Linked DNA regions of Homo sapiens: region 2 is linked to region 1. Evidence: chromatin contacts called from ENCODE Hi-C or POLR2A ChIA-PET data. All regions are on one chromosome and are shown on one strand. Each heading gives the region's core, a stretch centred on a gene start or an enhancer-like site at or near the end of the contact. The rest is flanking DNA. Distances are from core to core; before and after follow the strand shown.

Region 1 (6,250 bases), core at 1,240-3,739:
CCCCCAGTGAATGTCAAGGTATCTATTAATGCATAGATTTGATTACTCGTCTTAACGGGAAAATAGGGTCAGGAGACTGCATTGTGTGAACTGGAATGGCTACCATGAATTACTATGTTTTAGGAGTCCATCAACTTTTTATTTTGCAAATCAAAGATCTTGAATTGAAGTCACGTTGGGCTGCACCCATGTGCTGACACGGCAGACAGTCCAGCTGGCCCTCTTGCAGCCTTTTGGGCCTGTCTGCCCACTTGGCTCTGCCCCTCTGCCCTCAATGGGGCTTGTATCACTGCTTAAAAAAAAAAAAAGAAAAAAAATGTCTGCAAAACAAGCTTTTGTGCAGAGAGGGGAAGCCTAATTACTCGTAATCAATATGGCCAGATGAGATTGGGCCCTGTGGATTGTTTTGGAGTCAGACAGACCTGGGGGCAAACTCTGGCTTTGCCATTTGCTAATTATGTGATTTTTGACAATCTATTGAAGCTTTCTGAGCCTCGGTTACTTCATTTATGAAATGGAATTCATAAGAGCATAATACACTTAGCATAGTAAGTGCTCAGCAAATGTTAGTTATTTAATAATGGAGCCAGTTGACTTCTTTGGAAGTCTGGATAATAATATATTTTGGGCATTAATAATGTAGAGAGAAATATTGTCATGTAACAGTTCCTTCCAAGAAAGGTAAACCAAGTCACAGAATGCAGGTGAGGTCATGAGTGGGTGGAGAGGTGAAGAGAGAATCATACTTCTGGCTGTACATGCCATTGGTCAGAAAACGAGGTTTCAGCTCTCACTTTAATGTACTGTAGTTTATTTCAACATCAAAAGAGCAGGGTCTTTTTTCACCGCTTTTTGTTAAGTAGTAGATTTCTTTTTTAGATGGCATAGAGTAACTTCTTTTGCATCTGCCTCTTCTTGACCTTCTTATTTATCTAACACTTCCGTCAGCTCAGCAACACTTTGCAATAAAGGACTGATCCCATTTAATTCCTCTGAAATTAATCATAATAACAGCAATTATAATAAACCCATTTAGTGTAAATGTAGTTGTAAATTGCTCTTGCGTAGCATTTTCGCCTTTAGTTTTGCTCTCACCAGCATCCACCCTAATATGGATCATGCAGTGGCCTCTCTATAGCCAGATTATTTTTCTGAGTTCAGCTCTTGCCCTAGTTCAGTACATGGCTGCTTTTTGCCATTTCCTTCCTCTGAGGGCAAGCAGGAAGCTCCCTGTGACGTGTACAGGTCACAGGGAACGTCATTTGATTTGAATTTGCTCTCACCATCCAGAACTTCCTTAGTAGTAGAATAATCATCTTATAATTCTTTTTTTAAAATTTTTCTTTAGCGACAGGGTCTCGCTTTGTCACCCAGTGACACAATCACAGCTCACTGCAGCCTCGAACTCTTGGGGTCAAATGGTCTTCCTGCCTCAGCCTCCTGAAGTAGCTGGAGCTACAGGTGCACACCACTACACATTGGCTATGTTTTTAATTTTTTTGTGGAGACTGGGTATCCCTATGTAGCCCAGGCTAGTCTCAGATTCCTGGACTCTAGCAATCCTCCCACCTCAGCCTCCTGAGTAGCCAGGGTTATAGGCGTGAGCTACTTAGCCTGACCCAGTCTTATAATTCTAAATGCACTGATGAAGCCAGAACCTAAAGATTGATGTTTCAACCCAACCCGTTCACCTTACAGATTAAGAAATCAAAGGCCAGGCACAATGGCTAACTCTTGTAATCACAGCATGCAATTCGGGAGGCCAAGATGGGAGAATAGCTTGAGCCCGAGAGTTTGAGGCTAGTCTGAGCAATGTAGGGAGACCCCATCTCTACAAAAAAAATTAAAAAATTAGCCGGGCATGGTATCATGCACCTGTGGTCCCAGCCACTTGGGAGACTGAAGCAGGAGGATCACTTGAGCCCGGTAGTTCCAGGCTGCAGTGAGTCATGATGGCACCATTGCACTACAGCCTGGGCCACAGAGCTAGACAGGAGGGAGGGAGGGAAACTGAAGCCATCCAAAAATGTGAAGAGAGTTATTCTATATCATAAAACCATTGGTGTCAGTGCCCAGACCAAGCTCTAAGGCGGTGAGGAGCACATTTCTGCCCTGCCAGGCCAGTGAGCTTCCTGGTGCCAGGAATTCTGTCATATTGCCCAGGCTAATGCTTTGCAGTCCCTTTTTGAATTCTGACTCCTGGGGATGGTGGGGTGGGAGGGAGCAACCAACAGGCAGGCCCTTGAGACTCTGGAAATCATTCAGGCAGCTGTGCAGAGACTCCTCCCTCTGGTCTGGAGAGAGGGGTGCAGAGGCCACAAGATAGCTTGCTTTTTGCCTCCAGCCATCAGCCCCACTGGGGTCTAGTTAGTGGGCCAGAAGTTGTGGGCCCTAATAGCATTGGGGTAAATGTCCTGGAGTCCAGCTCTTTGCTTCCCACCACTCTCTTCTCTCCTCCCTCTCCATGCCTGAGCCCTGGCTACACTGAGTGCATGTCTGATGAGGACAGAGCTTGGAAGCTGCCCCAGAACCAGCACCCACCCACCTGCAGGATGTGACCTCTGGGCTCTGAACACACTGCTTCCTCCCTCTTCCTCCCCACCTAGGGAACAGTTTTAGACCACAATTCCCAAACAGCCCCACTTTGCACTTTAATCCCAAAGAGACTCCAGCACTTTGTGACCACAGAAAACTTGTCACTTCATTATGATTCTGAAAAAAAAGAGAGCAAAGGGTAATTCATAGTTGTTTTAATGACTTTGCATCCTTTCCCATGGAGGCAGCTTTCAGCTGTTAGGCACAAAGGACGCTGGCCTTCTCTGACATCTGACAGTGCAGTGGAGCAGCATTTTCACAAGATTCTTCACAGCCAGTTAACCCAATTAGTCTTCCCACAGTCATTACCCAGGTGCCGTACCATTCGGCTGCCTGGGAGCCTCCAAAGCTCTGTTGTGTGGAGATGAACTATTGTGCCTCCCGACCTTGAAAGGATGTTTCTAACTAATTAATGATTGTTAAGTGCTTGGAAAATGCACTGTGGAACTATGCTGGGGCTCATATGTCTGCATCTTCAGCTGTGCGGATGCACTGAATGCAAATCAGAAATCCTTCCTGCCATTTGTAAAGCATAGGAAGATGGATATGACCCTTTCTTTTCTCAAAGAGTTATCTGTCCTCCTCCTCCTCTTTTTCTTCATTCGTTTCTTCTGAGCTGTGTATTTAAGCTCCCTTTGAAATGGGCCAGTGTTTTGTACCATTTCTTCTACTGAAGTGAGAAGGATCTTATAGGGTTTTTCCAGCCACGTGATCTTTAATGAGGCAAATTGAAAACCACTATTGGCTGAACCATCCGGGAAGAAAATGTGGTTTTCTGTATAGTAGTTTTTAAATTTTTTTGATATGAGCAATAGTGGGAAATATATTCTGTATCACAGCCCAGTATACTCACACATATGCATATATATGTACACATATATATACACCTACACATATATACATATGTACACATGTATACACATATACACACACTACATACACACATATACATATATATACACATACGTATACGTATACGTATATATACACATACGTATACGTATACATACACATACGTATATATACACATACGTATATGTGTGTATGTAATGTGTAATGTATATACACACATACTCACATTACATACACACATATATGTGTATATATACTTCACATATATGTGTGTATATGTGTTATACACACATATATATATTTGTGTGTATATATACCCATGGAAATATATACATGTGTATATATTTATATACACACATATGTACATTGGATTATGTGTATAATATGCACACATACATATTTATATATACACACACACAATTTTTATGGAATAATACTTAATTTTTACTGCGTATAACATTATTTGGATATCTGATATATTAGATATGTATCTATTGTTCTAAAATGCTGATAATGTCAGATTAAGCTGATTTCACCAATTTCTCATGAATTGGCCCCCTAATGAAGTGCAGTCAGCATTGGAAACACACTGGTATCATAGAAAGGCCACCAGAATGCTGGGCAAGGATCAGGGGACCTGGGTTGTATTTCAAGTTTTGTCCCAACTCCTAGATTCCTTTCCCCAAACTCTGTGTCCTCATATAAAATTAAGGTATTTTGTTTTCAAACTGAGGGTACCCTCAGACTACTTTTTAAGAAATCCTCTTGTGGAAAAGCCCATTATGGAAAACAGATCCCTGACTGGTCCATATCTCCTCCCGTAAGTCACCCCCACCCCCTCCCAGAGGTCCTTGCAACAAAATCCAAATCCTACTGGATTAGAAATTTCATGACATCCATCTAGTTCTGGCCTTCAATGATTAATTTATTTCTTAGGTAATAGATTCATCTAACAAAATGCAATCTGATTTATTTCCATGGATTCTGAGCTAGGAATCGCAATTGGGAATCTCCAGAACCAATGGGGATTTTTGCTGTAGGACCATCGTTCTTTTCTGCCTCAGCGTTGTCATTTGTTCTTTGGCCTTAAGAGATAGACTTCTTCAGGGAAGGAATGAGTTAGAAAGGTCTTCAGTTGATGTATGAGCAGGTGGACACGTGTGGATGTTTATTTATGTCATTGTGTCTGCTGTTTGCCTCCTAAATTCAGCAGGTTCTTGATTTTTAACACAGCTCAAATCATTTGGCCTACAGCTGGTAAAATACAATTTTCTGGGTTCTCAAAAAGAAAGGCTTTTCAGACTTATAAAAAGAGAAGCTCATAAGACTTCTTGAACATCAAATAGCTCTTACAAAACACCATTTTGATGAGTTAAGTGTAAATGAATCAGAAACATACGGATTAAATTTCCCTTGAAAGACACATGGGTTTAAGAATTAAGGGGGGAAAGTGCTTGGCAAGATGGATTTCAGGTTTGTGCCAAACCTCAAAATGTTTGAAAAATGGTTTGAGACATTTTTACCGAACGCAAAATGCCATTGAGTTTCCCTATCCCCAGACATAATAGTGAATCTTTTTGACAACAACTGTATGACAAGAAAAAAAGGCCTGCGGGACTTAGCCATTTTCTCAATTCTTTAATAGTCTCTCTTCCTCATCCCCCAAACCCCACTCCCCACCAAAAAAAAAAAAAAAAACACACTCACAGGGCTAAGAGAACTTCCTGATTAAAGTTTCGAGTCAGGCAATTACCAGAAAATAACCCCACGACTCAAAAATACATGAGTCCCCTCCCAATACTATCCAATTATACCATTTTCTAAGTGGAATAATGCACCATGAGGATAGGCAGTATTTGCTATATTTTATTCACTGGTGTCCAGAGCAGTGCATGGTTATTCTAGACATTTGTCTGACATTATAGTGCCAGCTTCTTTGGGGAAAGAAAATAAGTTCACTAAAAGCAAACAGATTGGAGAGAACTATTCATTGGTTTATTAAAACAGCCACATTGTGGAAATGCTATGTTTTATGAAGGCAAGACATGGGATGAGGCTTTCAAGTTGCTGGGAATGGTCTTGGAAATGTGCATTCTGTTATAGCTTCTCTGTTGAGTAAGCTGTGTTATAATTTCTCCACACCTCAGAATTCTTCCTGGCATGAGGAACATCAGGAGCAACATAGTAAGGATCCCGGGACTAATTATCTTATGAACGGTGCACATCGTCTGTATTCAATGCCCTCCAATTATTTTTTACTAGCTATGCCTTTTACAGGCTGACCCTTTTACAGCCTCATTTTTCATATGCAAAAGCACAGAAGTGGGTTTTGAGCGAGATACTCACAATAAGGGAGGGAGAGGGACTGGGTGGGAAGCCATGGGCTGGGCCATTTGCTCTGTGAGGCTGCCTTGTCTCATACTCTTGTTTCATTTTCATATTTAAGCCAGGATGACCAAGGTTTGCTTCCTTCCTTCCTTCCTTCCTTTCTTCCTTTCTTCTTCTTTTTTTTTTTTTCATTTGAAAGAAAGGGCGTATTCAGTGACTGCCAATATCGGTTTAGAAACTAGAGTATTAACTTTGCTGCCCTGTGAAAGTGAAAAAAAGAAAAGAAAGAAACTAGGAGATAACAATGTATTTTTTCAAAAGATTTCAATTCATCGTAGACCAAGAAAAAGCTATCTTTAAATCTATATGTTTTAATTCTATGCTGGAAGTCATGGACAAATCTATTTATTATCTTGTTAGGGGAGCATCTCACACAGCACTTTGAGGTAGGAGTGTGCTCTCTGGGAACCAAAAT
Region 2 (6,250 bases), core at 1,613-4,112, 220 kb before region 1:
TACTCTAAAACACTACACAGTACTACAGAGCTGGGGCTTACTGGGCATTCACTACATGCTGCATTTAATCTTTATCACAACGCTGTGTGAAAAAGAATTGTTTTGTCCATTTTATAAATAATAAAATTAAAACTAAAAGAACCTTAGACGTTTGTCCAAGGTAAAACAAATGATCATCTGCAGAGTGAGGCAGGCCCTGCAGACTCTCCTGGTATCCTTGCTATCATCACACACTTCCAGATATACTTGTTTTATCTTACATTGAGTTTTTAATTTATCTTGAACAGAGCCAATCAATGTTCATAATAGAAAAAATATAAAATATAGATACAAAAAATGCATTATCTCATTGTCCCACTGTAGCCACTATTAATCTGTTAATGTTTGGCATTTCTTACATATAAAATCACAATAAGATAAAACACAATTTGTCAATTATTAAAGTTTTGACCAACCTTCAATGGATAAACCAATCCTTTACATTTAAAAAAATTACTCAGTTCTGTAAAGCAAACCAAAACCAAAACAAATCTAACCTATGGAGAGAGAAAAATTTTATTTGACATGCTTTCCATCCCAACAAAAACAGTCTCTAGCCACTAAACCCAAAATACGTCATCTTATAGTCAAAGCAAAAAAAAAAAAAACATAGTAATGAGATTGTCTTAGGTTTGGTTATATGGGATTGAAAAGGCTTCCACATCTTGTTTTCAAGGTGAATAAGTGTCTTCTGATAGGAGAAAAGTAGTTTTATTATTATAATTATAGCTAATGTATATTGTATATTTACTATATACTAGAAATTATTCTCTGCACTATATGTATATGTGTATTTGTGTATATGCTCATTTAATCCTCAAAAAAATCTATGACATAGGTATTATCTCTATTTATAGATGAGGAAATATGCGTGGATAAGTTAAGTTACCACTCCAAGGTTACACAGGTGTGATTTGACCTCAAGCTGCAACTACAGTGCTGGCCGGTGGTGGCTATGTCACAGGGGCTGTGTTCTTTCTACCCCTCACCGCTAGGACAACATTCTTACTTTGCGGGGAAGTCTAAATATTTATTTACGCATGGGATAGGCTGTGTGTTTTATTGTATGAGAAGGTGAGCATCTGTTCTGTATCAGTCTCTATCTTGGTCCTGAGATGCCTTTAACCCTCCCAGGATCCCCAGAGTGAATTACTAGGACCCTCACGTTTCACTTGGGGATGGAGGAACAGGTACTTCGACGATCCAAGGTCTCTCTCTGCAGCCTGGAATTCCTCAGTGCTTCTCTGTGCTCTGAGAATCAATCTTAGCCCTGGTTGATTTGAGGCTTGCCTGCTTTTTTCTCTTACCTGGGGCCTCTCTCTTTCTTGTGGACCATGCTGCAGCCTTGCCAGCCTTCTTTCAGTCCCTCAGACATGCCAAGCTCTTTGCTTTTGCTCTCCTTTCTGCCTGGACCACCCTCCCCTGCTTAGTCTTCAAACAGCTCATATGCATTTGTCAGGCCTCAAACTAAATGTCACCTGTCCAGAGAGGTAAGCATTACCTCCTCCTTCAGAAAACTTCCCCAGGCTGGGTGTGGGAGGTTTGCTTAAGGCCAGGAGTTCAAGACCAGCCTGGGCAACATAGTGGGACCCCATCTCTACAAAAAATAAAAAATTAGCCAGGTGCAGTGGTGCATACCTATGGTCCCAGCTACTTGGGCGGCTGAGGTGAGAAGATCGTTTAAGCCTAGGGGATCAAGGGTGTAGCGGGCTGCGAAGGCACCATTGCATTCCAGCCTGGGCAACAGAGCAAAATCCCATCTCTGAGAAAAAAAATAAAAAGCTTCCTTGTGCACCTTTCTCTCTTTATCACATCACCCTCTTTATCTCTTTCAGTGAACTCTCCAAAATGTGCTGTTAGTTTCCTTGGTCACTTTTTTGATTTCTGTGCTTGTGTTTTTTGCTTGTTTTGCTTTTTGTTTCTTTGCCTTGTAAGGTAAGCTCTGTGAGAACAGAGGCCTCATCCTTCTCATTCAGTGTTTTCTGCCCCATATCTGACACACTGCCTGGCCCTGGTAGGTCCTCGGGAGACTTTTGCTGGAAGACTGAGTCTTCTGACAGAAGATGGGGAAGATGAGGAAGACAGTGGCTTTCCCAGATGCCTTAAGAACGCTGACCCTGCACTGTGCTCGGCTGAATGAGGCTGGAAGCAGCCAAGCCCGGGCAGGGATCTGAGGTCAGTGGATGAGAGCAGACATAGGCTGCTGTCCCATGTCTGGAAGGGCCCAGTGCCCGGCTTATTTGGCCAGATGTTCTTGGGAGTGTCTCATTGTCACCTTTGGGTCCATGACCCTGGCCCGTGGCAGGGAGCCTCCCTTGTACTTTGAAGATTTCTAGCGAGTGTTTTAGGGTGTACCTTTAAGTGGCTTTTGTGCACTGTGGAATTTGGCTCCTGACAGCCTCATTTTTTAACAGACTATCTGAAGCCTGGTTTTGTTGTTTGATTTTGCTTTCTTTTCTTACCTTACTCCACTGACTCTCCTGTTTCAGAGGGCATCCAGTGCTGATACCGAGCAAATTCTCTCCCTCTGAGAAGTCTGCTGGGTGTTGGGCAGCTGGGGAATGAGGCTCTGTGGAGAGGGGAAGTTTTCTCTTAAGCTACTTTTTTGGAACTTTCTTTGAGTATTACTAGTAGTAGGAGAGGGATTTCAGGAATGGCTTGGGATGTCAGGACTGGTCTGTGTAGGAAATCTGGAGAATAAGTGAGTTTGGACTTCAGGGTGCGTGCTGGGGAATCCTGACCTCAGTTTCCGCGGGTGTTGACTGGTAACTATTGGTTTCAAATGCGAGATGGGAGTCTTGCTCTCCCCATGTGTGGGATGTGCCCCGTGGGGCTGTGTTTTGTAGGCAGTGAAGTTAAGGCTTGCCCAGAAAAATAACATGTTTTCCTTGCCTGGTGCTTGAGCTGTTTGCCCTATGACTGGCTGATTGGTGGTTTGCGAAGAAAGGAGACACTAGTTAACTGGGGTGTCCAGAGGATTTTTGTGTGTGTTTGTGTGAGTGGTTTTTTCTGTTTCTTTGGAAACAGTAGAGGACGGATGAGGAAATAACGATCATACTACTACTTAGAACTGCGTTTAAGGTCCTTGAGGCATCTTCCAAACATTAACTTGATGTCACTATTTAAATAATGCTATCACTTCGAGAAGACCAGAAATCCTTTGATGTCAGTATTGAAAAGGGGGATAGGAACACTGAGGGCTTTGGAAATAACTGGGAATTTTGGCACCCTAACTCGTATTCTAACGGCTTTACCCTGTGCTGTGTTTCCTACAGAGGCACTTAGTGGAGGATATAAATCAAAGCTCTGTCTAATCAAGGCTTTCTTTCAGCCTTGAAGGAAAACACTTCTTTGAGATTAAAAACGCCTGACACATAGGATGTGATGGTATGTGAAAGATATGTTTTCATTAAATAAAATTTTGACTACTCCCAAGCATTAAAAAATTCAAAATCTGTTAGGCTTTCCACATATATAAACCTTTCTGCATTGGGAGGTGACCAGATTTTAGGGACAGAGGTATTGGATTATTCATCTTTAACTCCCCGGTGCCCCAAGTTAGGAAATGTTGCTATTATGGAGACGTCATCTCTCCATTTTCTCAAGAGGCTGAAATGACCAGATCATTGATTATATTATGACTTCCTTTTTTTCACAGCTAACTAACACTTCATGCGTTATTCAGAAGTTTCTTTTTTTTTTTTTTTTTTTTTTTTTTTTTTTTTTTTTAGGCTAGGCGTGGTGGCTCATGCCTATAATCCCAGCAGTTTGGGAGGCTGAGGTGGGAGGATTGCTTGAGTCCAGGAGTTCAAGAGCCTTCTGGGTAACATAGTGAGACCCCATCTCTATTTTTTAGAAAAAGTAGCATTTTTAAAATTAAATATCACATGGGCTATTTGGGGAATAAAGGGAGAGAAAGAAAAAAAAATAAGGAAGAGTGAAAATAAGAATAAGTGTTAAGATTAAGAAAATGTAGTGTACTAAGGAAAATGTAATAATGAAAAGAAGATTTGGCTTTTTTTTTAATAGTTCAAGTGGAGAGTGGGTATAAAGAGGGTGTCACAATCTGTGTCAGTCTTATTTCCCATGCCTCCAGGTAAACCTAAAGCACCTACTGATAAGAAGGCTGAGTTTCTCATCTTATCCAGGTGTCTTCTGAACTCTCCTTTCTTCCTGCCTGGCTGGGGTTCAGATTGCAGGGACAGGGTAGCCAGGCACATATGGGGACGTGGCCTTGCCAGCAAAGCACTTTACTTGCATTCTATGGCTAGGAGCTGTTTTCAGGAAGGAAAACAGACACGTGCAGCTCCATCTCCAGCCCCTCCAAGCCCAGGGTGAGGAGTCCCTCTTCCCTGGCTTGCTCAGCCACCAACAGCCAAACTTCACCCCAGAGTCAAGTGACCTATTAAACCCGTCTTAGTCTGGCAGTTATTTAACTTTTATAACAACTGTGAGAAGTAGGTATTGTCATTGTTGTAAAAGAGCCCAACGCAGTGGAATGAAAAACAAACGAACAGACCAAACCTACCCAAGCTTATAGGTTGGCTGGTATGTGGCAGAGCCAAGTTGGAACACAGACCTGTCTCCGAGGTCCTTCTCGGGATCATATAGAAGACAAAATAATTCTACTTGGCAGCCTTCAAGTAAAAAGTTGGCAGATCAGGATTTGCTTGATAATTGCTGGATTATCAGAGAATCATCAAGTCAGGATCTCTTTAAAGAACATTACCTTCAACATCCTTTGGAATCTTCAATCTCTCGACATATGCCACCAAATGTATACATAACTCTGTGCCATGTGCCATCTCTGCAACTCCATGTCTGCGAGTTGATTGTACTATAAAAACAGCAACCAACATTTCACAGCACTTTGCAGTTTATGAAGTGCTTTCCCAAATATCCCACTTGATCCTCCCAACATCCCTGAGTCAGATAAAATCTATATCACCTATAGTCTCTTTTTATAGGAGAAAATTAATATTCAGAGGAGTTAAGTAACTTGCCTAAGATCCCACAGCTAATGAGCAAAGGAGATTTAATTGTTTCTTTTCTAACATAAAATCTGGTTTACTAATCACGATATTAGGTTTACCATAAATAATACAGTTTTACTTTTCAGCATTAAAAGCAAAATAAAGCCTAAATTTAAAAAACAAACAAAATCCCACTTCCGAAAGAATTAAAAGATTGCTCCAGGGGTTATATATGTGTTTGCAGCTTGAACTGGCATCCTATTATGAGAAATATTTAGCTGTGAAAGAGGAGATGATATGATATTTTATGTAGTTAATGAAACAGTTTTGCTTTCTCATGGCCTCTGAACTCTCAAAAGCACTTTACTAAAAGTACTTTATGGCCATTAAAATTCTGCTTTTCCACCATAGACATCTGGGTACACTTCTCTTTCCTTCTGGAGAATCATTGCCCAGAGGGCAGGAACTGTTTGTGCCAAGCCTTCATTCTCCTAGCATGGGGCCTCATGCATGGTAGGTGCTCAGTGACGATGTGGGGAAGAAATGAATGAATGAGACCTGTGTCCTTGGTTTCTGATTCTGCCCCTGGTGTGTGCCCAAGTTGAATCATATTTGAACAAGTTCACTGTGATGGGTAATCAATCACTGTCCACAGGCCACTTTCCCTGAAGCAGTTTGTGAACAATACCCCATCAAGGGCAGCCACAATTTCCCAGTGTGGATTTGGGGGCTGGCCTTTTCCCTTCCCCTTTCTTCAGCCTTTCAATAGGCATGTCTCATAGGCCTTCTCCAACGTCCCCACTGGGTGCTGCCTGCACCCTCTTCCCCTTTTTTCTTTCCCTTTCAGAAGGATCCAGGTTCTGGGTTTTTCCTAGCATATGATCTACACTCCCCTGAGCAAAGAAACCACGTTCATGCGTAGGAAGGGCTCCTAGGTTTGGGATCACAGGGGCATTTAAAGAAATCCTCTTTCCCTTTTCATACTGATTTGAAGTGTGGATTCGAAAATGGTGCTGTTGTTTGGGGGCCTGAGCCCTGGGGCAGAAAAAGAGAAGGCCCTGCGTTTGTTTATTAATGGCTTGGACCTTTTGATGAATTGGAGTCTGGCACAGTGTTAACCTCTCGTGGGTGGTGGGGTTCAAGGAAAAGGCCTTTTCCTTCCATGTGCTTTTTCCAGAGTGTTTTAGTGGATTTGCAGGCTTTAGTGAGTGATTCTTTGTTTAGTAGGAAGTTGAGAA

The links. A loop is a pair of places that touch in the nucleus more often than their neighbours do. ChIA-PET counts read pairs that join two places held with the same protein, here RNA polymerase II (POLR2A). Pooled maps may share reads with other maps.
Region 2: a map with no recorded cell type shows a loop between it and region 1 (10-fold over the local background). The contact joins two enhancer-like sites. A Hi-C loop is called at or near these places in 1 of 168 maps with a recorded cell type or tissue (GM12878), 4 of 37 single-sample maps with no recorded cell type and 6 of 50 pooled maps. POLR2A ChIA-PET finds 5 or more read pairs at or near these places in 1 of 52 experiments (B cell).

What each region holds. Positions count from the first base shown.
Region 1 is chr7:28,693,227-28,699,476 of GRCh38, forward strand. All of the region lies in intron 5 of CREB5 (cAMP responsive element binding protein 5), which reads left to right. Among named protein-coding and RNA genes, the nearest start is that of TRIL, 260 kb to the right of the region's middle. Within about 2 kb of position 2,490, at least 2 of the 41 ENCODE cell types and tissues checked have a DNase peak (open chromatin) inside an H3K27ac peak, as active enhancers do.
Region 2 is chr7:28,471,520-28,477,769 of GRCh38, forward strand. The region is part of intron 1 of CREB5 (cAMP responsive element binding protein 5); the gene reads left to right. Among named protein-coding and RNA genes, the nearest start is that of CREB5, 62 kb to the left of the region's middle. Within about 2 kb of position 2,863, at least 9 of the 41 ENCODE cell types and tissues checked have a DNase peak (open chromatin) inside an H3K27ac peak, as active enhancers do.